Regions from separate parts of the Homo sapiens genome. Here region 2 is linked to region 1. Evidence: read pairs that join two places in POLR2A ChIA-PET (ENCODE). Cell type or tissue: IMR-90. All regions are shown on one strand. Links, peaks and the distances in the headings refer to the core of each region. The heading gives the core; the rest is flanking DNA. Region 1 holds the start of ZRANB1 (zinc finger RANBP2-type containing 1). Region 2 has its middle 59 kb from the start of ABRAXAS2.

Region 1 (15,549 bases), core at 4,081-12,080:
AAGTTTATTCAGTAACATGAGATTGGGGTTGGTCAGGATGGGCTTTACCGAGGTGGGAACATTTAAGCTGGTCCTTGAAGGAGCAGTACCAGATTTCTAGGTATATAAAACGGGGTAAGAAGGGGAATAGGAGTAGGCAAGCATCCTGTTACGAGTGAAGGCATGGAGACATGAAAATTACATGTCATCTTTAGGGACTAGCAGAGGCTACGGTGTCGCCGAAGCATGCGGATGAGGTTGGAAAGGCACTCTTAGCACTTGATCCTCACCTTCCCCTGGGGCTGGGAATTAGAAGGGAGGAGTGATCTCCTTAAGTGTGGATCATCTTTACAGATGTGAAGAGCCATTACCCACCCCTCCCCAACTGTGCAACTGTGAGTGTGTATTGGGAAGATATGTCAGGGATATTTGTGGTATATATTAGAAGTGTTGAAGGCATTGTTTTTATAGAAATTATTTTAGTAAATTCTTTTTTATTATTGGGCACCTCCTATGTGATTTGAAGTTGCTTAGGATTTTCTAAAAGATTACATAAAATACTGTTGAAAAGATGATTGCATACAAAACATAATCTGTTCATTGTTAAACGTATACGAAATGTTGGGATACATCTGTGAACAAGACAAAGTCTTTGCTAATTGTGTTCTATTTACGCTCTAGTGTGGAGAGACAAATGAAGAAAGAAATGTCAGATAGTGATAAGTGCTGTGCAGAAAATTAAAGTAGGGTGATGTGATGGAGAATGCCTGAGTGGTCAGAGAAAATCTTTCTGAAGAGGTGACATTTAAACTGATATCTCAATGACAAGAATGATGTGGAAAATCTGGGGAAATAACATTCTAGGCAGAGGAGATTTCTAATACAAAGCACCTAAAGGGAGAATCATCTTGACTTGTAAAAGGAACAGAAAGTCACTTTATGTAAAAATTTGTAAGTAAGGCTGGGGAGTTTTAATTTTATTCTGTGTAAGGATGGTGGATAGAGTGGAAGTGCTAGATCACTTAGTCTCTGCAGTAATCCAAGTGACAAATAATGGTGGCTTGGAATAGGGGTATAGCAGGGGAGTCTGGAATGAAGCAAACTTTTGGGGACTTGTTTAGGAGGTAGTATCAGTGGTAGCTAGCTAATCTGTTTTGTAGCCTGATAATCTTGGACAATGTGTTTATAATCATGGAAGGTTGTGGTGCATTAGCAAGAGGGTACTGGAGTCAGAACTGGGGTTCACTTCCTAGCCTTGTGACCCTGGACGAGATGTTTCACCTCTCCTGAAGGCACAGATTCTTTTTTTTTTTTTTGTAACGGAGTCTCTGTTGCCCAGGCTGGAGTGCAGTGGCGAGATCTCGGCTCACTGCAACGTCCGTCTACAGTATTCAAGCAATTCTCCTGCCTCAGCCTCCTGAGTAGCTGGGATTACAGGTGCGCACCACCACACCTGGCTAATTTTTTTTTGTCTTTTTAGTAGAGACGGGGTTTCACCATGTTGGTCAGGTTGGTCTCGATCTCCTGACCTCGTGATCTGCCCACCTCTGCCTCCCAAAGTGCTGGGATTACAAGTGTGAGCCACCGCGCCTGGCCAACACAGATTCTTATTCATAAAAATGGAGGCTGGGCGCCGTGGCTCATGCCTGTAATCCCAGCACTGTGGGAGGCCGAGGCGGGTGGATCATGAGGTCAGGAGTTCGAGACCAGCCTGGCCAACATAGTGAAACCCTGTCTCTATCAAAAATACAAAAAGTAGCTGGGTTTGGTGGCACACGCCTGTAGTCCCAGCTACTTAGGAGGCTGAGGCAGGAGAATCACTTGAACCTGGGAGGCAGAGGTTGCAGTGAGGTGAGATCTGCCATCGCACTCCAGCCTGGGCAACAGAGCGAGACTCTGTCTCAAAAAAAAAAAAAAAAAAAAGATATGGGGTACTTTAAGAGGGAAGGTACCTGAGGATTCAATGAAGTTACTGTTCTTTACCTAAAGCTCCGTACAAAACTTAAGTTGATGTTACATCAAGCTGGCGAGTGTTCGTGATGTTAATGGGTTTTGAAGTGATCAGTTTTAGCCCTCCACTTAAAGATAGGTAAGCCATTATGGTCCCCATTTTTTCAGATGTGAGGCTTGGGTTCTAAGGCTTTGGCTAGTATTTCAGATGTAAGAGAGGGAGAGGGACTCAAACTCACATTTTGAAAGTGCAGTACATTTCCTTCCTTCCTTTCCTTCTGTCTTTCTTTCTTTCATGGATTCTCACTCTGTCGCCCAGGCTGGAGTGCAGTGGTGCAACCTTGGCTCACTGCAGCCTCCTCCTCCTGGGTTCAAGCAATTCTCCTGCCTCAGCCTCCTGAGTAGCTGGGATTATAGGTACCCACCACCATATCCAGCTAATTTTTGTATTTTTAGTAGAGACAGGGTTTCACCATGTTGGCCAGGCTGGTCTCAAACTCCTGACCTTAGGTGATCCGCCTGCCTTGGCCTCCCAAAGTGCTGGGATTACAGGCATGAGCCACGGTACCTGACCTGGTACATTTTCATATATGTGAGAGAACTAGGTATAAATATCAAGAGATGAAAGTGGTTTTTCCATAGTAAAGTACATTTCTATGCTTTAGTGAAAGATAATAAATTATTAAAGGGAAATATTATAGGATATTCTTGACGTATATATTTGGAAGAGTAGCTGAGAAGATACTTAAAAGATTAATCATGGCTATGTGCAGTGGCTCATGCCTGTAAACCCAGCACTTTGGAAGGCTGAGTCGAGAAGATTGAGGCCTGGAGTTCGAGATTAGCCTGGACAATGTATGAGACCTTGTCTCTAATAAAAATTTAAAAAATAGCTCGGTGTAATGGTGTGCGCCTGTAGGCCCAGCTACTCTGGAGGCTGAGGTGGGAGGATCACTTGAGTCTGGGAGGTCGAGGTTGCAGTGAGCCATGATCATGCTGCTCTAGCTTAGGCCACAGAGTAAGACCCTCTCTGTTAAAAACCAAAAATCAGTTAGTCATGAAGGGCTTTTTATGCCCTCTTAAGGATATAAATGTATTTTTTGGAGACAAGATTTTGCTTTTTCTCTTGGCTGTAGTGCAGTGGTGTGATCATAGCTCACTGCAGCATTGACCTTCCGGGCTCAAGTGATCCTCTCACCTCAGCCTAGCTGGGACTACAGGCGTGTGCCACCATACCGGGCTAACTTTATAACGATTTTTTGTAGAGATGGAGTCTCACTATGTTGCCCAGGCTGATCTTGAACTCCTAGGCCTCCCAAGGTGCTAGGATTACAGCAGTGGTTCCTACTGCTCCAGCCCTGTGTCATTTTAAATACTCTCCGTTATTATTATTTTTTGAGACAGAGTCTTGCTCTGTTGCCCAGGCTGGAGTGCAGTAGTGTGGTCTCGGCTCACTGCAGCCTTTGCCTCCTAGGTTCAAGTGATTCTCCTGCCTCAGCCTCCCCAGTAGCTGGGATTACAGGTGCCCACCACGACTCCCGGCTAATTTTTGTATTTTTGGTAGAGACAAGGTTTCACCATGTTGACCAGGCTGGTCTTGAGCTCCTGATCTCTGGTGATCTGCCCACCTCAGCCTCCCAAAATGCTGGGATTACAGGCGTGAGCCACTGCGCCTGGCCTAAAAATACTTTATTTTTTAGAGCAGTGTTAAGTTCACAACAAAATTGAGCAGAAAATACAGAGAGTTCCCATACACCTGCTGCCCCCATGTTTCCCCCACTGTCTACATCCTTCCACAGAGTGGTATATTTGTTAACAATTAATGAACCAACATTGACACATAATCACCCAAAGTACATAATTTACAGTAGGATTCACTCTGTAGATTCTATGGGCTTTGACAAATTTATAATGAAAAGTATCTATCATAATAGCACACAGTGATTTCACTGCTCTAAAACTCCTCTGTGCTCTTCCTATTCATCCCTTCCCTCTAACTCTTGCAATCCCCTGATCTTTTTACTGTCTTCATGTTTTGCCTTTTCTAGAATGTCATATAGTTGGAATCATACATTATGTAACTGTTTCAGGTTGTCTGTCACTTAGTAGTATGCATTTAAGGTTCATCCATGTCTTTCTGTAGCTTTATAGCCCATTTGTTTTTAGAGCTGTATAATATTCCATTGTCTGGATGTACCACAGTTTATCCATTCACCCACTGAAGGACATCTTGGTTCTTTCCAACTTTTTGCAATTAGAAAAAAATTCCCACACTATACGGGTGTAAAGATTTTTTTTTTTTTTTTTTTTTTTTTTGAGATGGAGTCTCACTCTGTTGCCCAGGCTGGAGTGTAGTGGTGCGTTCTTGGCTCACTGCAACCTCTGCCTCCTGGGTTCAAGTGATTCTTGTGCTTCAGCCTCCCAAGTAGCTGGAACTACAGGTACCCGCCACCGCACCTGGCTAGTTTTTTATAATTTTAGTAGAGATGGGGTTTTACCATGTTGGCCAGGCTGGTCTTGAACTCCTGACCTCAAGTAATCCACCCACCTCGGCCTCCCAGAGTGCTGGGATTACAGGTATGATTTTGAATTCCCACCAGCAATGAATGAGAGTTCCTGTTGCTCCACATTCTTGATAGCATTTGTTAGTGTCAGTGTTTTGGATTTTAGCCATTCTAGTAAGTATGTGGTGGTATCTAATTGTTTTAATTTGTAATTACCTAATGATGTATGGTGTATTTTTGTATTTTTAGTAGAGACAGGGTTTCACCATGTTGGCCAGGCTGGTCTTGAACTCCTGACCTCAGGTGATCAGCCCACCTTGGCCTCCCAAAGTGCTGGGATTATAGGCGCGAGCCACCCCCCTGCATTTGAAAAGATGTTCAACATCTTTTCATATGCTTATTTACCACCTATATATATTCTTCGGTGAGGTGTCTGTTCAGATCTTTTGCCCATTTTTCAGTTAAGTGGTTTTCTTACTGAGTTTTAAGAGTTCTTCGTGTATTTTGGATAATAGTCACTTATCTTTTGCAAATTTTTTTTCTGGTTTTTGGTATTCTTATTCTCTTGACAGTGTCTTTCACAGAGCAGAAGTTTTAAATAATCAGTGAAGTCCAGCTTAATCAGTTTACTTTCTTTTCTTTCTTTTTTTTTTTTTTTGAGATGGAATTTTGCTCTTGTTGCCCAGGCTGGAGAGCAATGGCGCGATCTCGGCTCACTGCAACGTCCACCTCCCAGGTTCAAGCGATTCTCCTGCCTCAGCCTCCTGAGTAGCTGGGGTTACAGGTGCGCGCCACCATGCCCAGCTAATTTTTTCGTATTTTTAATAGAGACAGGGTTTCACCATGTTGGTCAGGCTGGTCTCAAACTCCTGACCTCGTGATCCACCTGCCTCAGCCTCCCAAAGTGCTGGGTTTACAGGCGTGAGCCACTGTGCCTGGCTGACAGAAATTAAATTCTGAATGAAGTAGCATGTTCATAGTTCTTGCAAAAGTTGTTTTATTATTATTTAAATGCTGGATTGCTGTGTATTTTTGGAGTTAATTGTTCCATTTCCATACATGTTTAAGAAAACTGTGGTCTTTCATCCAGTTAGATTGCAGGTTCTCTGAGCACAGGGACAGTGTTTTGTCTAGTTATATCTCTCCATATTTCTGAGTGCATGGTAAACCTTTGGTAAATGTTGTCATAGGTTGTTACATTAGTTTTGTTTGGGATTGTGATTTAAGGTACGTGATTGACCTGGGATGTCTCAAACTGTGTAAAGGAACTATGCTCTAAGATAGGTTCTGCTGAAGCTCAAGACATACCTGTATTACACCCGCTCACTTTCTTGTTACGATTGAGGAACTGAAGTGTTCAGATAGAGTAAGTATGTAAAGAGCTAGAAATCCTCCTGAGATGACAAGATGAACAGAAAGAGCATTAATATTGTTTCATGCTAGATTTGACACAATGTAAGTTAACTTTTTGTCTTTAAGATCTTCTTTCATTCTAGTCAGTGGATTGCTAATTGTCTAGTGGTTTAAAAGAAAACAAGACCATTAGAGTTGTAACTTTTATTACAGTTTTTTCTAATGTATCCTTGACAGATTAAAATGTAACATTTAAATTCGTTACATTTTGAAGATTTAGGTTTGGTTGGAATGAAGTTAGTTGTAGTTGTAGAGGGTAATCACCTCAGTTAATTAAGGCATAGTGCTGATAAGGCCAAGGTCACCCTGGCAGGTGTTATTTAATTTTACCTTGTCCAACTTATCCACAAATTCCTGGGAAGAGTACAGTGTGTTTAGTTCAGATCTACTCATTTGATACAGATGCCATAGATAATAGTGACCTCTTTTTATAGGAATGCCAGCTCATTTTTGAGATCTAATTATTGATTATTTACATACAATTTCACACTAATTTAGGACTTTTAGAAGATACTTAATGATTGCAAAAGTTTTGTACTTGTGTCATTGTCATAGCAAGATTTGAATAGTTAACCAGCTTATGGGTTGCCACAGTGCTCTGGATGGTAGACTTTCAGAGCAGTGACGAAAGGAACAAACATTTATTGAACAATTTTGCGGCTTTTAGTAGTCTAATCCCTTTAATTTGTAGATGGGAAAACTGAGGCTCAGAAATAGGAAATTCTGATTACGAATTGAGTTTTGGACATGTTAAGTGTGAGAAACTTGTTAAACCTTCAAATTGAGATGTCAGGTGGGCAACTGGTTTTACAAATCTTGAGTTAGGGGAGAGATCCAACTTGGAGATACAAATTTTTAAATTATCATGAAGTAGATGATATTTAAAGCCCAGGGATTGTCTAAGATCCCCAAAGTAGTTAGAGGTTAGAGAGAAGAGGACCAAAGCTTGGGGCACTTGGCTCTTTAATTCAGAAAGATAAGGAAGCCAACAAAGAAGTTTGAGGAAGAAAAGCTACTGAGATTGGAGGAAAACCAGGAGAATGTCTTGGAAGCCATGTGAGAACAGTATGTTTAATTGTGGATTATAGAACCAGAGAGCTTCAGACTAAGCCATTTAACAAATAATTTAGTGATTGTTGTATTTTGCCTAAGAGTTCTTTTTATTTCAAATGCCGAAGTTGCAGAGGCAAAAGTGTTTAATAATTTCGTGGATTCAATTACATGTTACAAATTTTTTAATGGGGCTAGAATGTGAAGGTGCTGAAGTCATGGCTTGCTGTGTAATATTCTAGCTATTTGTTGATGTAGTTGTATACTTAAGTATGGACCTAACTGGTGTGTTATGAAATGAGAGAAAAACATGTAATAGGTTTTGCTCAGTTTATAATCTGGTCAAGGATATAGGAAGACATAACAAGTGTATCAAACATGAATCTTAGTCCAAAAACTCAGATAGAAAGAAGGTACCACATTTGCTTTCTTTAAATTAACTTGATTTGACTTCTACTTCTTTGGCAAGAAATTCAACCTCAGTCATCCTTGGGGTCCCCTCTCCTCATGTTATTGGAAGGCCTGGTGTCATATGGTTCAGATTTTGCCTGCATTGGTTATGATACTGTCTTCCATTGCCTTCCACAAGGTTCCATCAGGTTCTGTGGCTCTGCCACCAACTGTGGGCCCTAGTGCCTGTGGCTTGACACCTAGTTTATATCTAGCAGACACTTTTTACTGAGGTCTTGCTGCCTGTTCAGTTGCTGCCATGGAGTTGATTCCATCCTCTCTAGAATTTCTTCTGAGATTGCTCACAAGGTCTACTCCTTTCTTTCATCAAGTCATTCAACATGGCCTCTTCTTGGGTTTTACTAAACACAAGGTGCTGGTCTACCTTCCGTGCCACTGGAATCTCTGAACAAAGGTTTTTGAAAGCCTGGCTGTTTGACTGGAAATCGAAGGGAGGGATGGAAATAGAAGGATGTGAGTGACATAGGAAAAACATATATGAATTAGCGTTCCAAAAACTAGCCCCAAGAGGAAATATAAAGTGCCAAATGTCAATAAAAGTATGGTTGCTTGGAGTGTACTTGGAGTGAGTTGAAAACTTCATGAAGATGAGACTTGAACTGAGCCTTAAAGGATGGGTAGAGTTCATTATAAATGAGGGTGTCTATTGTGCTTCTGTATCTAAGGCAGTACCTTCATGTGTATGTTGGGTGGTGGTGACACATGCATGAGTCGGGCGTGTGTGGCATGTTTGGGAGTGAGTGGTGTGTGTGTTTGTGACAGGAAGGAGTTGAGAGTTTATACTGTTGCAGAAGAGCCTCAGAAAGAGAATTGTGGAACAGTCAGCTGGATGGATTTAGAAAGGGAAGATGCTTAGAAGGCTTTTATGGTAGTTCTGACCTGAACTGGAAAAGGATTGATGGCAGTGGGAATGAGAAGACAGTAATTAGATAGAAACCACTAGAAAGAATCTGTGGGGAGAAGGCAGAATTTAAGGTGATTCTGAGTTCTCTGCTGGGTGCAGAGGTATTAATAGTGTCATTAATGGAAACTGGAGAAGTCAAGATAGGAGTTTGTTGTGAGAAGAAAATAAGGGGTTTAATGGAGGATTTGATAACCTGGTGAAGCCCTGAAATGAGGTTAGATTTGTAGATAAAGGGTTTTACCATATCATCGATCTTCACGATCCTGGTCTAGACCGGTTGTTTTTCCTGTTGACTATTGCGAAGAAGACAGTGATGAAAGAATATACTGATGAGAAAAGAGATGAGTATGTGCGATACTTTGGCTTAAGAGTTAAGTAGTTTGAAGTTTTTTATTTACAGAAATTTTATAGTTCAAAATTGCTTTGTAATATTTTAAGAGCCTGAAAATTTAGCATGCTTGGAAAATCCGTTTTAGTTTTAGCTTTCGTCTTTATATCCCTAAGATGTTCTCTGAGCATTTGTAAATCTCCGCAGATTTATATTAATAAGCTAATAATTATTTATATTAGTAAGTATAAATTTGTATTAATAAAGCTAATAAAAATCTTTAAGGCTGCTTTTTGTTGTTGTTGTTGTTTGAGACAGAGTCTCGCCGGGCCGCCCGGGCTGGAGTGCAGTGGCGCAATCTCTGCTCACTACAACCTACACCTCCCAGGTTCAAGCAATTCTCCTGCCTCAGCCTCCTGAGTAGCTGAGTAGTATAACTTCTCATCATTTGAAACTACTGGCAATTGAGCTTATCTCAGTTTGTTTCCTGAGTTTGCACTTGAAGAGAATTATTTGTGTGTATTTTTTTTTTTTTTTTTTTTGAGATGGAGTTTCGCTCTTGTTGCCCAGACTGGAGTGCAGTGCTGCAGTCTCGGCTCGCTGCAACCTCCACCTCCTGGGTTCAAGTGATTATCTTGCCTCAGCCTCCCGAGTAGCTGGGATTATAGGCACCTGCCACCACGCCCAGCAAGTTTTGTGTTTTTGGTAGAGACGGGGTTTCGCCATGTTGACCAGGCTGGTCTTGAACTCCTGACCTCAAGTGATCCACCCGCCTCGGCCTCCCAAAGTGCTGGGATTATAGGCATCAGCCATTGCGCCCCACCGAGAATTATTTCATTTCTTCAGTTCTCTATGATTGTTTAGTAGGTGGTTGGGGAAATTTGTAGTGTAGCTACAATTTTGAGGAATTGACTTCAATATAAATATAATTCTTGTACAGTGTTTAGTAATGCTTCACAAATATTAAACATGACAGTATAAAAAATGTTCCATTATGTAAGTCCCTTTCCCCCGCCTGCTATTAGTACATATACCATATTTCTGCACTTTTATTATCTGAATTGGAAAGTATATAATTAAAAACAGTTACGAATTTAGTACTTGTCAATTTAGTAGTAGTAAATGGTTGATATATTTAGAGACATTATTCATTCTACAGGCAGAGCTTGATGCACAAATGGATTCCTGGTCTCCTTGGTCCACAGGATGGGAACTGTTGGTATTGCATTTGAACCAAGGAATATTTGTCTTAAGAGTAGCAGTTTTGTCCCGTTCTCCTTAAAGAAGGCCTAGATTATGTTGATTTTATTGTGGTTTTATTTTACCAATTAATTGAAGTTTGAGTCCTTGGATAGAATTTGCAAATCTGCTTTGCATGCAAAATTAAACTTGTAAACTAAATTTACTTGGGCGTATGAATATATTTAATACTTAAAGTGATATTTGGTAAGTTTTATTTCAAGGTAGAGTATTAACTTTTAGAGCTGGCTACTTTGGAAATAATTTTATGTACTTTTTGGAATGTTTTGACATCTGGAAAAAGTGTACTCTGTTAATTTCTTTGTAATACTGCAAAAAAACACATAGTTCAGTTGATGTTATCCTTACTGTTCAGTGCTGTTTACTAATTACCACAGGTAGAAATGGCTGTCTCAGATAATCTTCAATGAATTTTTTCTTTTCTTTTTTTTTTTTGAGACAAAGTCTCACTCTGAGTGCAATGGTGTGATCATGGCTCACTGCAGCCTCAAGTCCCCTGGGCTGAAGCGATCCTCCTGCCTCAGCCTCCTGAGTAGCTGGGACTACAGGCATGTGCCACCACCCTGGGCTAATTTTTGTATTTTTTGAAGAGATGTGGTTTTGCCATGTTGCCCAGGCTGGTCTCGAACTCTTGGATTCAAGCAATCCACCTACCTAGGCCTCCTGTGCTGGGATTACAGGCGTGAGCACCTAGCCACTCTTCAATGAATTTTACCTTGCAGTTACTAAACAACATTCCTGCAATGTTTCAAGTTCTCTCAGAGTGAACACTGTACATCATTACGTTTTTTTTTTTTTTTCCTTGAGACAGCCTTGCTCTGTCATCCCAGGCTGAAGCACAGTAGCACAATCATAACTCACTGTAGTCTTGAACTCCTGTACTCAAATGATACTCCTTCCTTGGCCTCCTGAGTAGCTGGGACTATAGGCACAGGCGACTGCACCTGGCTAATTAAAAAAAAGTTTTTTTTTTGGTCGGGCATAGTGGCTCGCGCCTGTAATGCCAGCTCTTTGGGACGCTGAGGCAGGTGGATCACTTGAGGCCAGGAGTTTGAGACCAGCCTGGCCAACACAGTGAAACTCCGTCTCTACTAAAAATAAAAAAATTGGCTGGGCATGGTGGGATGCGCCTGTGGTCCCAGCTACTCTGGAGGCTGAGGCAGGAGATTCACTTGAACCTGGGAGTGAAGGCTGCAGTGAGCCAAGATTGTGCCACTGCACTCCAGCTTGGGTGACAAAGTGAGACTGTCTCAACAACAACAAAAATCGTGTTTTTTTTTTTTTTTCCTTTTTTGTAGTGATGGAGTCTTGCTGTGTTGCCCAGGTTGGTCTTGAATCCTGGACTCAAGTGATCCTCCCACCTCATTCTCCCAAAGTGCTGGGATTAAAGACTTGAGCCACTGTGCTTATTATCTAATATAAGGCACATCTCAAAACTCTTGAGCTTGGTTTTGGTATTGCTTAGTTACCTGGATTTTCAGAGGTTGGTGGGCTAATTAGGCAGCTGTCTGTCCATTATTTTACCAGGCATTTATGACAGTGATTATTTTTTATGACAGTTTTTTGTTTGTTTTTTAAATCAGCCTGGACATTTAAATATATTGTGCCAGCATATTAGTTACATGAAGATTAGCTAAGATAACATAAGGTTACGGGCTGTTTAGTTGCACCTACAAACATAGTAAGACTTATCAAAACAAGTATGGATTTTGAATGTGAATATTTTAAAAGATATATTGAAATTACTTAGAGTAGCCCTGGATATATGTTCATTATGGCATTTATCTTGTTAATAAGTTTCTACATGCTCATTTTAATTTCCAGTAGCATGAGCAAGTAACTTATATTTCATTCCCGAGAAACTAAAAGAATCTGCCTAAAGAGTATGAAAATTGCCATTAAATCTGTATTGTCTACTTTCTGGATGGTTATATCATTATAGTTCTCTGCTCTTCCACACATTTTTGGGCTGCTATCAGTTTGTAAGTAATCATTATACAAACTAAATTTAAAAATTTAAACAAGATAATTTTATATTACTTGGATCAGGGAAAAAAATGCAGTTGCTGAAGGTGGTTTCATAGCTAAATATAAGCAATTATTTTGCTTTTTCTACTTTTTTGGATTTTATCATCTTTTCCCTTTTAGTAATAGAGTAATACAGGTAGGAATTAACTTAGCACTGCCAAATTAATAGTAATATTAGAACTGTGTACACAGCACAGGGTTAAGGTTATATAGAAAAATGTCTCATCCATGTTTAATTTGGCTGACCAGCCCAGTTGATTAGCCAATTTTATTGTTTTGTTAAATTAAAATTCTAAATATAGTTGTCCATTGTTAAAATAAGTGAGTAGGGTTAAAATAGAGAATTGATAAAAATAAAGCCTTAAAAATCTTTTAGCTAAAGTAGCAGGCTTCAAGTGAAATTCAGTTTTGGTCTCCTTTACAGGAATAGCTATTCAGTCAGACAGAACCACTTATCACGTTTTGCAGTATCTCCTGAGGAAGTCAGAATTCTGAGCCAGCATGAAGACGGAATCTTGTCTTTGATCTGATTTGCAAACCGTACTTTTATTCTAATCATGTGCAAGGTGGAGGTTATAGCGTGGGAACTAAAATCTTAGTAAGTGTGGTTTTTATTTTAGCTATTAAGTAGTATACTTTCTTATAGTGATTTTTTTTTCTTCTTAGCAGAGTTCACACTATAAATGGTGTATGGACTTGGCAGGCAGGAACATAATACAGTATACTTCAAAAGTGAAAGATTTAGGCCAGGCGTGGTGGTTCATGCCTGTAATCCTAGCACTTTGGGAGGTCGAGGTGGGTGGATCACGAGGTCAGGAGTTCATCAAGAGAAGCCCGGCCAAGATGCTGAAACCCTATCTCTACTAAAAATACAAAAATTAGCCGGGCATGGTGGCATGCACCTGTAATCTCGGCTACTTGGGAGGCTGAGGCAGGAGAATCGCTTGAACCTGGGAGGTGGAGGTTGCAGTGAGCTTAGATTGCACCACTCCACTGCATTCCAGCCTGGGCAAAACATAGCAAGACTCCATCTCAAAAAAACAAAAATGAAAACAACAACAACAAAAAAACAAACAAACAAAAGATTTAACCCTCTAGGTTCAGGAAAAATCCCTGAGAAAGAGAGAGCAAAGCTTCTATACTCTGCCTAGGATTTCTTTCTCTTTCCGGGTGAAAAATAGGTGTTGGGATGATACTGAGTTGATAAAAGTATTTAGGAAAAGTGGCCAGTGTCTAAATTCAAGCCATTAAAAAAAAAAAAATTAAATTTGTTATGTAAGTTGCTTCATTTATGAATTAGTTGCCATTAAATTATGAAGTCTTTCTTCATTATAGTGTAGTGTTAGCCCATTGTTGAATCCTAGAAATCTTTTAAGTAGTGTGAATATCTTTTAAATATGAATTGGATTTTTTGGGGGGCAGGGGATGGAGTCTCACTCTGTCACCCAGGCTAGAGTGCAGTGGTGCGATCTTAGCTCACTGCAACCTCTGCCTGCCGGGTTCAAGCAGTTCTCTGCCTCAGCCTCCTGAGTAGCTGGGATTACAGGCACCTACCACCATGCACGGCTAATTTTTGTATTTTTATAGAGACGGGGCTTTACCATCTTGGCCAGGCTGGTCTTGAACTCCTGACCTTGTGATCTACCCGCCTCAGCCTCCCAAAATGCTGGGATTATAGGCTTGAGCTACTGCCCCCGGCCATGAATTAGATTTTGAGTATATTTTAAATATTCAAAATTTAAAATATTTTAATTATGAACATTCACAATTATATTGGAATGATTATGCTACTGGTTATTTCAGTGACCTTCCACAGATTTAATTTTCCCCAGTACAGTCTTCTTTTTTTTACTCCAGATAGAACTAGATTTTGAGGCTACAGATTATCAAGGAACTACCTATTTCATAATGTTACTTTGTTAATTGTAGCCATTACTTCTCAACATGTTTCTTTACTACCTGTGCTAATTAAGAACAGTGGATAATTAGCATTTTAAGTTGCTTTTCTCCCTTAGCGAGAATGATAAAATAGACGTTGCTTGATCTTCTGAATTCATGAATCATAATCTGTGTTCATAATTTGAGAATGGTTATGTGTTTAAGCTATTTTTTAGTTTGTGTTGTTTCCTCTACCTTTGTCTCTTTAAACTATTGGTTACTTTTCTAAATTGATGTGATGGCCTCCCTGAAATTAAACATTTCTATTAGTGGCTTCCCGTTAATCTCATCCTTCTTAGATCAAACCTCGTTATATCTCCTGCCTATCTCTTTTGCATTCCAAAGTTCAGTTTTATTAAATCCCAGGGTCTAAGATTTTTTCTTTGAGAATTTATCTCCAGTGTTTCTATGGAAATTAAAAAAGAAAATTAGGATAATTCAATGTCGAAATGTTGCATGCATCTTTTGAGAAATTTATATTTTGTAGGTTGAAGGACTTGCTTTTTGGGCAGCGTATTTTTGGAGGTGGAATGTAGTTATTTTAATAACCATGTCCTAATTATTTATAGCTTCCTGCCTGACACAGCTCACTTCAAGAAGTGCACAATGTCAGAACGTGGAATTAAGTGGGCTTGTGAATATTGTACGTATGAAAACTGGCCATCTGCAATCAAGTGTACTATGTGTCGTGCCCAAAGACCTAGTGGAACAATTATTACAGAAGATCCATTTAAAAGTGGTTCAAGTGATGTTGGTAGAGATTGGGATCCTTCCAGCACCGAAGGAGGAAGTAGTCCTTTGATATGTCCAGACTCTAGTGCAAGACCAAGGGTGAAATCTTCGTATAGCATGGAAAATGCAAATAAGTGGTCATGCCACATGTGTACATATTTGAACTGGCCAAGAGCAATCAGATGTACCCAGTGCTTATCCCAACGTAGGACCAGGAGTCCTACAGAATCTCCTCAGTCCTCAGGATCTGGCTCAAGACCAGTTGCTTTTTCTGTTGATCCTTGTGAGGAATACAATGATAGAAATAAACTGAACACTAGGACACAGCACTGGACTTGCTCTGTTTGCACATATGAAAACTGGGCCAAGGCTAAAAGATGTGTTGTTTGTGATCATCCCAGACCTAATAACATTGAAGCAATAGAATTGGCAGAGACTGAAGAGGCTTCTTCAATAATAAATGAGCAAGACAGAGCTCGATGGAGGGGAAGTTGCAGTAGTGGTAATAGCCAAAGGAGATCACCTCCTGCTACGAAGCGGGACTCTGAAGTGAAAATGGATTTTCAGAGGATTGAATTGGCTGGTGCTGTGGGAAGCAAGGAGGAACTTGAAGTAGACTTTAAAAAACTAAAGCAAATTAAAAACAGGATGAAAAAGACTGATTGGCTCTTCCTCAATGCTTGTGTGGGTAAGTTTCTGTATTCTGCATTTTTTGCGTGGGATGGGAAAAGGTAGTAAAAATGATATGAAAAGAGCTGGGTGCGCTGACACACGTTTGTGGTCTTAGCCACTTGCTTGAAACCAGGAGTTTGAGGCTGTAGTATGCCATGATCGGTCTGTGAATAGCACTTGCACTCCAGCTTGGGTAACATAGTGAGACTGTGTCTCCACGCACATGCAAAAATGTGAGTGTGTGTGTGTGTGTGTATATATATATGCGCAAAGTCACTAGCATTTGATTCATTCAGCACGATAGCTGTACTTTCAAGTAT
Region 2 (15,549 bases), core at 4,008-12,007, 75 kb before region 1:
AACTAGCTGTCCATGTGTGTGTGTGCCTGTGTGTGTTTTGAGATGAAGTCTCGCTCTTGTTCCCCAGGCTGGAGTGCAGTGGTGCGATCTCGGCTCACTGCAACCTCCGCCTCCCGGGTTCAAGCGATTCTCCTGCCTCAGCCTCCAAAGTAGCTGGAATTACAGGCGCCTGCCACCACGCCCAGTTAATTTTGTATTTTTAGTAGAGATGCCATTGCACTCCAGCCTGGGCAACAAGAGTGAAACTCCGTCTCAAAAAACAAACAAACAAACAAAAAGAAGTATTAGTCTCAAACTTGATCTCAGAGAGAAAGCTTTCAATATTTCACATTCAGTAAGGTGATTCCTGACCAGGTGCGGTGGCTCACACCTGTAATCCCAGCACTTTGGGAGGCTGAGGCAGGTGGATTGCTTGAGCTCAGGAGTTCGAGACCAGCCTGGGCAATGTGGTGAAACCCCATCTCTACAAAATACACACACACACAAATTAGCCGGGCATGGTGGCGCATGCCTGAAATCCCAGTTTACTCAGGAGGCTGAGGCATGAGAATCGCTTGAACCTTGGAGGCGGATGTTGCAGTGAGCCAAGATCCTGCCACTACCCTCCAGCTTGGGCAACAGAACAAGACTCTGTCTCAAATAAGTAAATACATACATACATACATACATACATACATACATACATACATACAAAGATATTTTCTCTAGATTTCTTGTTTGGCAGATATTCTATCAGACTGAGGATGTTTCCTTAACTTTCTATAATCTTTTATTCCTTTTGTTTTTCTTTCTCTCTACCTTTTTCTATTTTTTTTTAAGGTAGGGTCTCACTCTGTCGCTCAGGCTGGAGTGCAGTGGTGCGATCGCTGCAGCCTCCATCTCCCAGGCTCAAGCCATCTTCCCATCTCAGTCTCCTGAGTAGCTGGGACCACAGGCACGTGACACCATGCCCGGTCACAAAATTTTTTGTATTTGTACACAAAAATTTTTGTATTTTGTGTAGAGATGGGTGTTGCCATGTTGCCCAGGCTTGTCTCTATCTCCTGGGCTTAAGCCATTTATGCACTTCAGCCTCCCATAGTTCTGGGATTACAGGCGTGAGCCACTGCACCCAGCCTTATTCCTTGTTTTCTGGTAAGTTTCTTTTTATTACTACAAATGAATATGAAATGTTATCAAACACATATAATGTTTCCCCCTTTTTGAGTTAAATGTGGTAAATTATATTGATTTTTAAATGTTAAAATAATCTTTCATTTATAGAATAAACTAAGTTTCTTGTTAGAGGTATTCACCTTTTCATATTTTACTGGATTTCATTTGCTAATATTTTGCTAAGGGACTTTACATCCATGTTCATGAAAGATTCACCTGTAATTTTCCTTTTTTATAACATCCTTATCAGATTTTAAAATCAAGGTTGTATTGGCTTTGTAAAATCAGCTGGCCAGTGTTCCATCTATTACCATTCTCTGGAAGAGTTTGTTTAACATTGGGGTTATTTTTTCTTAAACTCTTTGAAATAATTATCTGGTAAAGCCATATGTAACTGGTGTGTGTGTGTGTGTGTAAGAGAGACCTGATCATGGCTCACTGCAACCTCAAACTTCTAGGATCAAGCAATCCTCCTGCCTTAGCCTCATGAGTAGCTAGGACTATAGGGGCTCACCACCACATCTGGCTAAGTTGTTTTCCTTTCTTTTCTTTCTTTCTTTCTTTTTTTTTTTTTGGTAGAGATGGGGTCTAGCTATGTTGCCCAGGCTGATCTCCAACTCTTGGGCCTAAGTGATTCTCCTCCCAAAGTGCTAGGATTACAGGTGTGAACAACCTTGCCCAGCCCTCAACTGCACATTTTTTGAGACAGGTTTTCATGCTGTTGCCCAGGCTGGAGTGCAGTGGGGTGATCATGGCTCACTGCAGCCTCAACCTCCTGGGCTCAAGCGAGCCTCCCACCTCAGCCTCCCCAATAGCTGGCACTACAGGCTCGTGCCATCCGGCCTGGGTAATCTTTTTTCATTTGGTACAGACGTCTCCCTATGTTGCCCAGGCTGGCTGGAACTCCTAAGCTCAAGTGATCCTTCCCACTCAGTCCCCCAAGGTGCTGGGATTACAGGCATGAGCCGCCACCCCCAACCACATTTCTTATTTCATTAATTTCTGCTTATATCTTTATTATTTGCTTTCTTCTATTTTACTTGAATTTTACTTACTGTTAACCTTTTCCTAGTTTCTTGTAATGGATAAAGCCTTTCTTGTTTTCTAACATATGTCTTTAATACTATAAATGTCTTTCTAAGTACAGCTTTATCTGAACACTGCAAATTTTGTATTTGCTCAAATATTAACTCTTTCTGGCACTTCTATTTTTTGTGTAGATTTGCATTTCCATCATGTATCATTTTCTTTCTGCCTGAAAAATTGCTTTTAACATTTCTTGCAGATCAGGTCTGCTAGTGATCAATTCCCTTGGCTTTCTTTCTTTTCTTTTAGAGATGAGGTCTCACTATGTTGCCCAGGTTGACTCATGTTCCTGGGTTCAAGCGATCCTCCTGCCTCAGCCTCCTGAGTAGCTGTGATTACAGGTACATGCAACCTTGCCTGGCTTTTTTTTCTTTCCTTTGAGAAGGGCCTTTATGTTGCCTTCATTTAAAAAAAGATATTTTCTTGTTCTTTCTTTCTTTTTTTGAGATGGAGTTTCGCTCTTGTTGCCCAGGCTGGAATGCAATGACGCGATCTCAGCTCACTGCAACCTCCGCCTCCTGAGTTCAAGCTATTCTCCTGCCTCAGCTGGAACTACAGGTTCACCACCACACCTGGCTAATTTTTGTATTTTTAGTAAAGACAGTGTTTCACCATGTTGGCCAGGCTGGTCTCGAACTCCTGACCTCAGGTGATCTGCCTGCCTCAGCCTCCCAAAGTGCTGGGATTACAGGCATGAGCCACCATGCCCGGCCTAAAAAAAGATATTTAAAAAAAAAAGACATTTCCACTGTACATAGAAATGTAGTTTGATGACTTTTTTGTTTCAGTACTTTGGAGATATTTTTCCATTATCTCCTGGCCTAGAAAGTTTCTGATGAAAGTCTACCACCGTTCTTATCTTTGTTCCTCTGTTCCTAATGTGCTTTTTAAATAAAAAAGCTCTGGCTGTTTCCTTTTATTATTACTATGTTTTTTTATGGAGATGGAGTCTCGCTCTGTCGCCCAGGCTGGAGTGCAGTGGCGCCATCTCAGCTCACTACCACCCCCGCCTCCTGGGTTCCAGCAATTCTCCTACCTCAGCCTCCCGAGTAGCTGGGATTACAGGCACACGCTGCCACACCCGGCTAATTATTTTGGATCTTTTTTTAGTAGAGAAGGGGTTTCACCATGTTCCCCGGGCTGGTCTCGAACTCCTGAGCTCAGGCAATCTGCCCGCCTCAACCTCCCAATGTGCTAGGATTACAGGCGTGAGCCACCGTGCCTGGCCAACTCTGGCTGTTTCTAGGATCTCCTTTCTTACCACTGGTTTTCATCAAGTGGATTATAATGTGCTTTGGTGTCGTTTTCCCTGTGTCTGTCTTGCTTGAAGCTTGTAGAGATTTTCTGGATTTGTGGGTTAGTAATTTTTCATCAAATCTGGAAAATGTTCCATCATTATTTCTTCAAATAGTTTTTTTGCCCTCTCCCCTCCCTTCCTGAGGCTCCAGTTAAACAAATGTTAAGCTATAGAATTTTATCCCACAAGTCACGAGGTTCTGTTCTCTTTCTTTCAGTCTTTTTTTCTTTGTGTGTTTCAATTTGGATAGTTTTTGTAGTAGCTACATCTTCAGCTTTACTGATCTTTTCCTGTGTCATATTTTATTTGCTTTTAAACCTATTCAGTAACATTTTATTTCATCTCTAGATGAAACATTGTAATTTTCATCTCTAGAACTTCCATGAGGGTTTCTTTCAGATCTTCAATTTCTGTCTCCATTGGGCCCCTCTTTTCTTTAAATACTTTAGCATATTGAACACATTTCTTTCTTTCTTTCTTTTTCTTTTTTTTTTTTTTTTTTTTGAGATGGAGCCTTGCTCTGTCACCCAGGCTGGAGTACAGTGGCGTGATCTCGGCTCACTGGAACTTCCACCTCCCGGGTTCACGCCATTCTCCTGCCTCAGCCTCCTGAGTAGCTGGGACTACAGGCACCTGCCACCACACCTGGCTAATTTTTTGTATTTTTAGTAGAGACGGGGTTTCACCGTGTTAGCCAGGATGGTCTTGATCTCTGACCTCATGATCCACCCGCCTTGGCCTCCCAAAGTGTTGGGATTACAGGCGTGAGCCACGTGCCCGGCTGAACACATTTCTAATAGCTGTTTATCCTTACATACTAATTTAATAATCTTTCCTTTTAGGTCTTTTTCTCTTCCTCTCTCTTTTTTTTTTTTTTTTTTTTTTGAGACAGGGCAGTTTCTCACTCTGCCATCCAGGCTGGAGTGCAGTGGTGCAATCTTGGCTCACTGCAGCCTTGAACCTCCCTGCAATCCTCCTGCCTCGGCCTCCCAAGTAGTTGGGACTATAGGCATATACCACCACCCCCAGCTAATTTTTATATATTTTTTGTAGAGATAGGGTTTCGCTATGTTTCCCAGATTGGTCTTGAACTCCTGAGCTCAAGAGATCTGCCCACGTCGGCCTCCCAAACTGCTGGGATTACAGACATGAGCCACCGTGCCTGACTGGGTCTATTTCTAATGACTGATTTTTCTCCTAGTTATGGGCCACATATTTCTACTTCTGTGCATGTCTGGTAGTTTCTAACTAGGTACTGGACATTGCACATTTTGTGTTTTTGAGTATTGTATTTGGTTGTATTCCTTCAAAGAATGCTGAGCTGTTTTATGGTAGACAGGTTATGGATGGATCAGTTGAGGGCTGTTAAGCTTTTTTAGGGCATGGTGTCTAACATTTTTAAAGAGAGAGAAATCGAGGCCAGGCGCGGTGGCTCACACCACCCAGCACTTTGGGAGGCCGAGGCAGGCGGAGCACGAGATCAGGAGATCAAGACCATCCTGGCTAACATGGTGAAACCCTGTCTCTACTAAAAATACAAAAAAAAAAATTACCTGGGCGTGGTGGTGGGTGCCTGTAGTCCCAGCTACTCAGGAGGCTGAGGCAGGAGAATGGTGTGAATCCGGGAGGCGGAGCTTGCAGTGAGCCGAGATGGTGCCACTCCAGCCTGGGCGACAGAGTGAGACTCTGTCTCAAAAAAAAAAATGTTATTTGTATTCACATTAGCAGGTTTATTGTTATTTTAGAATGAACTGATGAAAATTTAAAATTTCCTCAATTTTCTGTCCAGGCGCAGTGGCTCATGCCTGTAAAACCCAGCACTTTGGGAGGCAGCGTGGGAAGAGTGCTTGAGTCAATTAGTTTGAGACTAGCCTGGGCAATATGGCAAGATCCCATCTCTACTTTTTTAGAAAATAAAATAAAATAAAATAAAAATGTCCTTAATTTTCATTTTTAATAGGAGTCATTGATAAATATAATCCACATAACAAAAGCCCTCAATTTTGAGTCCTCAAAAATTTTAAGAGTCTAAAGAGGTCCTAGGACCAAAAAATTTGAGAGCTGCTATTTGAGAACAATAAAAATAAAAATTTAAATTAATATAATCTGCCAGCAACTGTGAAAAAGTTTTCCCACAGTAGAACACAAAACTTCCCTAGTCATTCATCGAACTAACAGTCTTTCATATTCTTTTCCTAGTTTTTGGGGGGTAGCTTTGAAGAATATGTATTCAGATTTTTAAATTTTCTTTGAGCTTCTAAATTTCTCTCACAAATAACATTTTTTAAATGAAAAGTACATTTTCTTTCCTTTTTTCAGACAGAGTCTCACTCCATTGCCCAGGCTGGAGTGCTGGGCATGATCTCTGCTCACTGCAACCTCCACCTCCCGGGTTCAAGCGATTCTTGTTCCTCAGCCTCCTGAGTAGCAGGGATTACAGGCGCCCACTATCACATCCGCTGATTTTTGTATTTCTAGTAGAAACGGGGTTTCGCCATGTTGGTCAGGCTGGTCTCAAACTCCTGACCTCCAGGGATCTGCCCACCTTGGCCTCCCGAAGTGCTGGAATTACAAGTGTGAGCCACTGCGCCCAGCCAAGTAACTACATTTTCTAAAACAAAAACACTTAGTGAGAACAGTAGTATTATTTTACACTTTTATAAATCTCCTTAATGTATGGCTTAACAGAAGACAGATTTTCATATTAGCTTCTACATTCAATCTGTGGCCCCTCAAAAACTCCACCATACACTCAGGAAAGAATAGGAGTATAAAGAGGTAAATAACAATTTAAGAATATTATTATTATTTTCTTTTTTTGAGACGGAATCTTGCTCTGTCACCCAGGCTGGAGTGCAGTGGCGCAATCTTGGGTCGCTGCAACCTCCACTCCCCAGGTTTAAGCAATTCTCCTGAGTCAGCCTCCTGAGTAGCTTGGATTATAGGTGCCTGCCACCACGCCCAGCTAATTTTTGTATTTTTAGTAGAGACAGGGTTTCACCATGTTGGCCAGGCTGGTCTTGAACTCCTGACCTCAGGTGATCCACCACCTCAGCCTCCCAAAGTCCTGGGATTACAGGTGTGAGCCACAGTGCCCAGCCAATTTAATATTATTATTAAAGCAGTTTGGACATCATGAACCCCCTGAAAATGTCTCAGGGACTCCAAGGAATCTCTGAACCACACTTTAAGAATCAGTGCTCTGGAAAGCAGTGTCCTTAAGAGAGCGGTTGATTCATAATGAAAACCTGCTCATGGAAGTCAAGCTCACGGGTGAGGCAAGGCTGAACAGTTGGCACTAAAGCTGCCATCACTAGAGAGGCAGTTCCTGGAGCTGCAGAGGGTCACGTCTGTCAGTTCTTTACTGCCTCCTCCTACGGCATCTCAGCTCTTTCTGCCATGATCACATTCCTCTTCCTAATGTACATCCTTTAGAAGCATTTTTTTTTTGAGTCAGGGTCTCTTTCTGTTGCCCAGGCTGTGGTGCAATGGCACAACCTTGGCTCACTGCAGCCTCAACCTCTGGGGCTCAAGTGATCCTCCCATCTCAGCCTCTGGAGTTACCAGGACCATGGGTGCACACCACCATACCCAGCTAATTTTTGTATTTTTTGTAGAGATGGGGTCCCTCTATGTTGCCCAGGCAAGTCTTGAACTCCTGGGCTCAAGCAATTTTCTTACCTCTGCCTCCCAAAGTGCTGGGATTATAGGCGAGAGCCACTGTGCCCAGCCAGAAGTTTTCTTTTTTTGGAGACAGGGTCTCACTCTGTCACCCAGGCTGGAGTGCAATGGCACAACCTTGGCTCACTGCAACCTCTGCCTCTTGGGTTCAAGTGATTCTCGTGCTGTAGCCTCCCAAGTAGCTGAGATTACAGGCATGTGCCACAATGCCTGGCTAATTTCTGTATTTTTTGTAGAGGTGGGTTTTTGCCATGTTGGCCAGGCTGGCCTCGAGTGATCTGCCTACCTTGGCCTCCCAAGTGATGAGATTACAGGCATGAGCCACCGTGCCCGGCCCCAGAAGTTTCGCTAGTGAATCTCTGTTGGTGGTAATGTCTCCCAGGTTTGTTTCTCTGAATAATTTTATTTTGATTTTCACCTTTGAAAAATACTTCTTCTGGCTGGGCGCGGTGGCTGACGCCTGTAATCCCAGCACTTTGGGAGGCCGAGGTGGGCAGATCACCAGGTCAGGAGTTCGAGACCAGCCTGGCCAACATGGTGAAACCCCATCTCTACTAAAAATATAAAAATTAGCTGGGTGTGGTGGCGCGTGCCTTTAATCCCAGCTACCCAGGAGGCTGAGGCAGGAGAACTGCTTGAATCGGGACCTGGGAGGTGGAGGTTGCGGTGAGCTGAGATCACGCCATTGTACTCCAGCCTGGGCAACAAGAGTGAAACTCTGTCTCAAAAAAAAAAAAGAAAAGAAAAATACTTTTTCTGGATTTACAATTCTGAGTGATTTTCTCCCTCTGGAAGGCATTAGCCTACTCCCCTATGTCTTCGTAAGGCTGCTGCCAGCCTGCCATTTTTAACATGATCCATTCATTCTCTCTGGCTGCTTTTATGGTCTCCTCCTTGCCTTTAGCGTGCCCCTGTGGTGTGGATTTGAGGCAGCTTTCAGCCTTGTGTTGACCTTTTTTGAGGTCATTCTCTACATGTTCTTTTTCAACCTGTTATTTCACTATTGTTCAGAATAGTCAGCAACTTTCCAATCCCTTTTAAAAATCAACAATACAGTCTTAGATGGAAGAATTTTATGGGCTTCAGTCCTAAGAATGTACCATTCTATTTCAAACCACTAAAAACATAAGTTATTTTAATGGAGTGTTTAGCCTATTTACATTTATATGATGATATATTTGTGTTTAAATAGAGCGTTTTAATATTTACTTACTTTTTACTTTTTTTTTTTTTTGAGATGGAGTTTCACTCTTGTCGCTCAGGCTGGAGTGCAATGGCACGCGATTTTGGCTCACTGCAACCTCCACCTCCCAGGTTCAAACGATTCTCCTGCCTCAGCCTCCTGAGTAGCTGGGATTACAAGTGTGTGCCACCACACCTGGCTAATTTTTGTATTTTTAGTAGAGATGGGGTTTCACCATTTTGACAAGGCTGGTCTCAAACTCCTGACCTCAGGTGATCCTCCCGCCTCAGCCTCCCAAAGTGCTGGGATTATAGGCGTGAGCCACTGCACCCCGCCTTAATAATATTTATTTTCTCTTTATCTTACCTGTTTTATTTCTTTTTTCTCTTTTTTTTTTTGCCTTCTTTGGAAAAATCAAGTATTTACTATTATTTTAAGTTCTAGCTGCTCAGGAGTTATCAAATACTTTCAAGCAGATTATGCGTGTGTGTGTGTTTATCTGGTTTTTCTAGTTGTTTTCAGTGGGACAATTGACATGCTCAAAGCTACTGCATCACAACTGGAAGTAGAATCCTTGATGAGCTCTTGAGTGGGGCTTTGCTGCAAGTGGGTCATAGCTGAAAGAACTAGCTGTGAAGAGCTTGAACCCCAGCTTCACGTGCACCAACAAGGTTGCACTTTCAGGCAGTGGTAGACTCAGACCCACACTGGGAGCAGGAGCAGGGTGGTTTGGCAGAAGGGGCATGGACAATTGGGCCCGTCACACTAGGACACTAGGAGTGAATTCTGGCTTGGCAAATTTACTCTCAGTGAGATTTGAGCTAGTTATCAAGTTTCTTTCTTTCTTTCTTTCAGTTCTTTCTTTTACCCTTTTTTTTTTTTTTTTTTTTTTGAGATAGGGCCTTGTTCTGTCACCTGGGCTGGAGTGCAGTGGTATGAACATGGCTCACTGCAACCTCAACGTCCTGTGCTCAAGCCATCTTCCCACCTCAGACTCCCGAGTAGCTGGGACAACAGGTGTGCACCACTATGCCCAGCTGATTTTATTTATTTATTTTACTTATTTATTTATTTACTTAAGAGACAGGGTCTCACTCTGTCACCTAGGCTGGAGTGCAGTGGTGCAGTCTTAGCTCACTGCAGCCCTGACCTCCCAGGCTGAAGTGATTTTCCCACCTCTGCCTCCTGAGTAGCTGGAACTACAGCTACTGGGCTAATTTTTTTATTACTTGTAGAGATGAAGTCTCATTATGTTGCCCAGGCTGGTCTCAGACACCTGGGCTCAAGCAATCCTTCTGCCTCGACTTCCCAAAATGCTGGGATTACAGGTGTGAGCCACTGTGCTGTCTTTTAAAATGTTTTATAGAGATGGGGTTGCATCACGTTGCCCAGGCTGGTCGGAAACTCCTGGGCTAAAGTGATCCTTCCACCTCAGCCTCCCAAAGTGCTGGGATTACAGGTGTGAGACACTGCACCCAGCTGCTTCTTTCTTTATGAAATAGAGATGGGTATTCACCATGTTGCCCAGGCAGGTCTCGGACACCTGGGCTCAAGCGATTCTCCCGCCTTGGCCTCCCAAAGTGCTGGGATTACAGGTGGGAGCTACCACCCCTGGCCTTGGCTAATGTATGTAAAGTAGTTAGTACTGGCTGGCTACTGAGCCAGCCCTGAAGAAATGGATGGTAATGATGTTGTTAAAGTAATTGGGCCTCACTGGGCCTGGTGGCTCACACCTGTAGTCCCACCTAATTGAGAGGCTGAGGCAAGAGGATCACCTGAGCCTAGGAGTTCAGGCCTAGCCTGAGCAACAGAGCGAGACTTCATCTCCAAAAAAAGAAGGAAAGACCACTGGGGTCTCAATCCTTAGCATTTTGCAGACCACCAAAGACCTGGAAGGGGTCAGAGGCTGCCGCCTGGCTGGCCCTGCTGTTGGAAAGAAGCCTGGGGAAAGGTAGGAAGAACTGTGGATTCCCTCCTGGAGCGAGCTGCCCTTCCCAGCCCAGGGTGGGTATGCTTGGGAGTAGGACCCTCTGGCCACGTGCAAGGAAGCCCTACCAGGCCCACAGCCCAGGTTATGCTTGACCTCTTCCCCTAACAGACTCCAGGCAAGTCTCCTGCCTCCTCCAACCTGTTTTCTTCCCAACCAGGGCAGCAGAGCAGGTCCTGCTGGCTGGCCTTTAAAGTCTTGCTTTTAACTTAGCCCCATAGCTGGGATAGGGTCAAGTGAGGAGACCTCGTGAGGCTAAACTAATCAATGCCCTGAAATGATATTTCTCTTATCAGTGGATCTTCCCCCTGGCTGCACTTCAGAATCCCGGGGGAGCTTCAGCAAATACCACGGCCGGGGCCCAGCCCTAGGGCTTCTGGAGTAGGGCTGGGGCCCATCCCCGGGGCTTCTGGAGCAGGCCTGGGGCCACTGGTAGGGTTCAAGAGCTCAGCAGGTAATTTTATTTATTTTTTGAGACGAAGTCTCACTGTCACCCAGGCTGGAGTACAGTGGCACGATCTCAGCTCACTACAGCCTCCACCTCCTGGGTTCAGGCGATTCTCCTGCCTTAGCCTCCCAAGTGCCTGGGATTACCAGCGCCCACCACCACGCCTGAATAATTTTTGTATTATTAGTAGAGACGGGATTTCGCCATTTTGACCAGGCTGGTCTCAAACTCCTGACCTCAGGTGATCCGCCCTCCTCGGCCTCCCAAAGTGCTGGGATTACAGGCGTGAGCCACTGCTCCCGGCCTCAGCAGGTGATTTTAACGAGCAGCCAGAGTTGAGATGGCTAGTCTAAGCCTCTAGTCATTCAAATGTTTAGCCTGTTGAGGCTGGAAGAGCTCCAGAGACCCTCCGTCTGGCCCTCATCTTACACGGGGAGACTGAGGTCTGCGAGGAGCCCGTGGGCTGGGAATGACAGTCTCTGTTTCCTGCCCCGCCTAGGACCTGAGACCACATTCCTTTTTTAGAGCACAGCGTGGCAGTGAGCCAGCATCTCAGCCCCAAAACAGGTCAGGCCAGGGAGGAGTCCAGGCCTGGTGACCATAGCTGCTGTCACTCAGGGCACACCCACTGCCTGCCAGGCTCTGGGCGGACACCTTCCTTCCACCACATAGGTGGCATTATCCACGCTTTCTGGTGATGACAGTGAGGCCCACTTGGCCAAAAGCCACTTGGGAGGAAGTGACCCAGCCAGGAATCATCCCGAAGCTGACTGACCCTGAGGCCTGTGTGTGTCCCATGAACCCTTCCTCTACCCCTCCCTCCCAGGGGAGGAGACCACCAGTGCAGGAGTCAGCGGACAGGGGCCCCTTCCTGGCACTGCCAGCTGGGCCAACAGGAGGAGAGAGAGGCAGGAGCAAAGACCTGCTTGTCTGAGCCTCGGTGTCTCTTGCAGTCCAAATGCCATCTGGTCCTCAGTACAAATATATTTCTAGGAAATCAATGATGTCCGGGCTGTCGCAGCCTCACCTCTGGACACTTATATAATCATTAACAAATGTCTGCCATTAAAGAGAAATGACTGTCATTTGACACCCAAGCTCCATTTCCAAACAGCAGACTGGTATTTACCCTCCTCCTGAAAAGAGTGGATTCTAAAACAGACGGCTGAGCTCACCTCTTCCTGATTTGCAGGAAACAATCCTCCAAATGTAAAGGTCTCAACCCAGCCTCCCAGCCAGGGAGTTCTCTGTCCATAAGGTTAAGGCTTCTATTCAGATTCAGCTAAAATAGCACTTCATGAAGTTGACTTTCTTTTCTTTTATTTATTTAATTTTTGAGACAGAATCTTGCTCCGTCATCCAGAAGTGCAGTGGCCCTATCTCGGCTCACTGCAACCTCTGCCTCCCGGGTTCAAGTGATTCTCCTGCCTCAGCCTCCCAAGTAGCTGGGATTGCAGGCACATACCACCATGCCTGGCTAATTTTTGCATTTTTAGTAGAGATGGGGTTTCCCCATGTCAGCCAGGCTGGCCTCGAACTCCTGACCTCAAGTAGTCTGCCGGCCTCAGCCTCCTAAAATGTTGGAATTACAGGCATGAGCCACTGCACCCAGCCAGCCATTGTGCCCGGCCCCAGCCTTTCTTCTAAAGGAAAGTGTTTAACTATGTAGGCAGGAAATGCACTCTTCTACATTTTAGATTACAAAAATGCTTCCAAGGACACAAGGCGTTCTCTTGTATCCTCACGGCTGTAGGAAGCCCTTGAGTGAAGGGTAGACGGTGGGGCTTTGAGGGTCACAGGGCAAGTGCTGGGCCCAGCATGGCCACGGACTGACTTCAGGAACTCGGACAGATCACTTCTCCCTGCGCCTCCACCTCCCCACCACCGCCGTTTGGTAAGGGAGCTGGAGCAGCTCAGCTGTCCACAAACCTGGCCACCCATCAGGATGACCCGGAGAGCTTTTTGGTCTGCTGCCTTTTAAGCTCCTCGTCTCTCTTTTAAGCACAGCCAGGTTCGGGAACTCCTGGCCAGCAGGCTGCCAAGCCCCCAGCTCTGACGGTCTGAGTGTCTGGTGGAAAGCTGCAAAGCCCTTGGCCCGCCAGCATGTCTGACCTGATGTTTTTTGCCCACTTCAATTCCTGGCATGTTGTAATGATGAGAGATCTGGTTATCCTGGGATGGTCCGTTCAGGCTTAGAACCATAGCTAACGTTTGTCAAGCCTTAGGAAGGGTCAGGCTTCCTCACACCGGTATCTTGTTTATTCCCCAGAACAGCCTACTGTTAATCTAAATCTAAATCTAAAACTACTGTTATTAGATTTTGTTTATGGCTAAAGAAACTGAGGGTCAAAGTATCTAGCATGCATTTAGGTTGGGACTTGAAGCATGGAGCCAGGACTGGAACTTGGAGGGCCTGGCCCAGAAGCCTGTGGCCATAGTCACTCCATCACTCAGTCAAAGTAATGGGGCCACCCTTAGGGGTGCAAGGTGAACCCAGCAGGAAAATAGCTGCTTCCCCGGAGCAGCACACTCTCCCGTCCTCGTGCCCAGGTACCCCCCGATAGGGACGTTTTACTGCGTTCTGAAAGGTGTGCAGGGACCTGGTTCAGTCTTTGACATCGTGGCCAACAGTCACAAGTACCCCGAACATCTCATTCCTTCCAAAATGGGGTTGTCGCCTGCGTGCCTTCCTTCTTCCTATGACCCTGGAAAAGATTGCTCCGGAAGGTGCCCACTATGTGGATGGGAAGCATCAGAGGCAAGACTCCAGGCACATCAGCGTGTCTGTGGACGTGGACATGTGGCTGCCATCTTCTGCCTCTTGGTCAGGTAGTTGTCACTCAGCTACCTCCTTGCTCTGAATCCTTCCGGTGGGCTTGGCCAACCTCCTCCCATGTGCCAGCCACACAGAGGCTGTCTCAACCCTGGCTGCTCATTAAAATCACCTGCAGAGCTCTTGAACCCTACCACTGGCCCCGGCCCTGCTCCAGAAGCCCTAGGGATGGGCCCTGGCCATGGTATTTGCTAAAGCTCCCCAGGGATTCTGAAGTGCAGCCAGGGGGAAGATCCACTGATAAGAGAAATGTCATTTCAGGGCATTGATTAGTTTAGCCTCATGAGGTCTCCTCAATTGGCCCCATCCCAGACATGGGGCTAAGTTAAAAGCAGGACTTCAAAGGCCAGCCAGCAGGACCTGATCTGCCTGCCTAATGAGGTGGGTGGATCACTTTAGGCTAGGAGTTTGAGACCAGCCTGACCAACTTGGTAAAATGCTGTCTCTACTAAAAATACAAAAATTAGCCAGATGTGGTGGTGCACGCCTATAATTCCAGTTATTTGGGAGGCTGAGGCATGAGAATTGCTTGAACCTGGGAGGCAGAGTTTGCATTAAGCCAAGATCATGTCACTGCACTCCAGCATGGGTGACAGAACCAGACCCTGTCTCAAAAAAAAAAAAAAAAGAAAAAGAAAGCTGGTGTGATTCCATCCTGCGGGGCTGTTCTCTTGAGCAGTGGTCGTTTATCTCCGTCCGCCTTCTCTACCACCTAAGTGTATGCCGCCACCCGATGGAAGATTCGATGGACATGCACATGAGTCCTCTGAGGCCCCAGAACTATCTTTTCAGTTGTGAACTTAAGGCCAACAAAGATGATCACTTTAAGGTGGATAATGATGAAAATGAGCACCAGTTATCTTTAAGAACAGTCAGTTCATGGGCTGGTGCAGAGGATGATTGCACATTGTTGAAGCAGAGGCAGTGAATTAGAAGGCGGTCCAATTGAAGTAACACTGGCAACTTTGAAAATGTCTGTTTAGTCAACGGTTTCCCTTGGGGGCTTTGAAATCACACCACCAGTGGTCTTACAGTTGTAGTGTGGCTCAGGGCCAGTGCATATTAGTGGACAGCACTTAGTAGCTGTGGAGGAAGATGCAGAGTCAGAAGATGAAGAGGAGGAGAGTGCGAAACTCTTAAGTATATCTGGAAAGCAATCTGTCCCTGGAGGTGGTAGCAAGGTTCCACAGAAACAAGTAAAACTTGCTGCTGATGAAGATGATGATGATCATGATGAAGATGATGGTGATGATGAAGATGAAGATGATGAAGAAGATGATGATGAAGATGAAGATGGTGGTGATGATGAAGAAGATGATGATGAAGATGACGAGGAAACTGAAGAAAAAGTGCCAGTGAAGAAATCTATACGAGATACTTCAGCCAAAAATGCACAAAAGTCAAATCAGAATGGAAAAGACTCAAAACCGTCAACACCAAGATCAAAAAGACAAGAATCCTTCAAAAAAACAGGAAAAAACTCCTAAAATACCAAAGACCTAGTTCTGTAGAAGATATCAAAGCAAAAAGCAAGCAAATATAGAAAAAGCACTGAACAGTCCTGGGCACTACTGATAAATTAAGCCCAAAGATAGGGAGAAAGGAAAAGGAGAGACAAATATAGCCCATACTGAATGTCATCAACAATCCAGACCATAGTCTTCTATTTTCATCTCAATCCCCTTTTCTGATTTGCCACCCAGGCCTCTTCAGGCTGGAAATAATCTCACTCTTGGTTCCCTAATGCACTTTCTCTGACTGCTGTGATTCAGTGAATCTTGCCCTTTGCTTTCTATTACTTGTGCATTTGCCTCACCTCTGACCATGTTTTAAATCACCTTTGTATCTCCTTAGCTGCTCGATAAATATTTGAATAATA

What was found. ChIA-PET counts read pairs that join two places held together with the same protein. Peaks named below come from ENCODE experiments on the same cell type or tissue, not always from the same donor. Only the 100,000 strongest peaks of a DNase experiment are listed, where the experiment ranks them.
Region 2: POLR2A ChIA-PET joins it to region 1 with 6 read pairs; 6 of 35 experiments call an interaction of 5 or more read pairs at or near these places.

The regions. Positions count from the first base shown.
Region 1 is chr10:124,928,063-124,943,611 of GRCh38, forward strand. ZRANB1 (zinc finger RANBP2-type containing 1) reads left to right here and starts at 14,061. Exons shown (of 9, transcript NM_017580.3): 1 at 14,061-15,245. The coding sequence starts at 14,432. In IMR-90, for the core only: no CTCF peak of the experiment used is centred there; a DNase peak (open chromatin) is centred at 8,089.
Region 2 is chr10:124,853,108-124,868,656 of GRCh38, forward strand. It overlaps the pseudogene NPM1P31. Among named protein-coding and RNA genes, the nearest start is that of ABRAXAS2, 59 kb to the left of the region's middle. RefSeq lists an enhancer at 11,351-11,850. In IMR-90, for the core only: no CTCF peak of the experiment used is centred there; no DNase peak of the experiment used is centred there; H3K27me3 peaks cover 440 bases.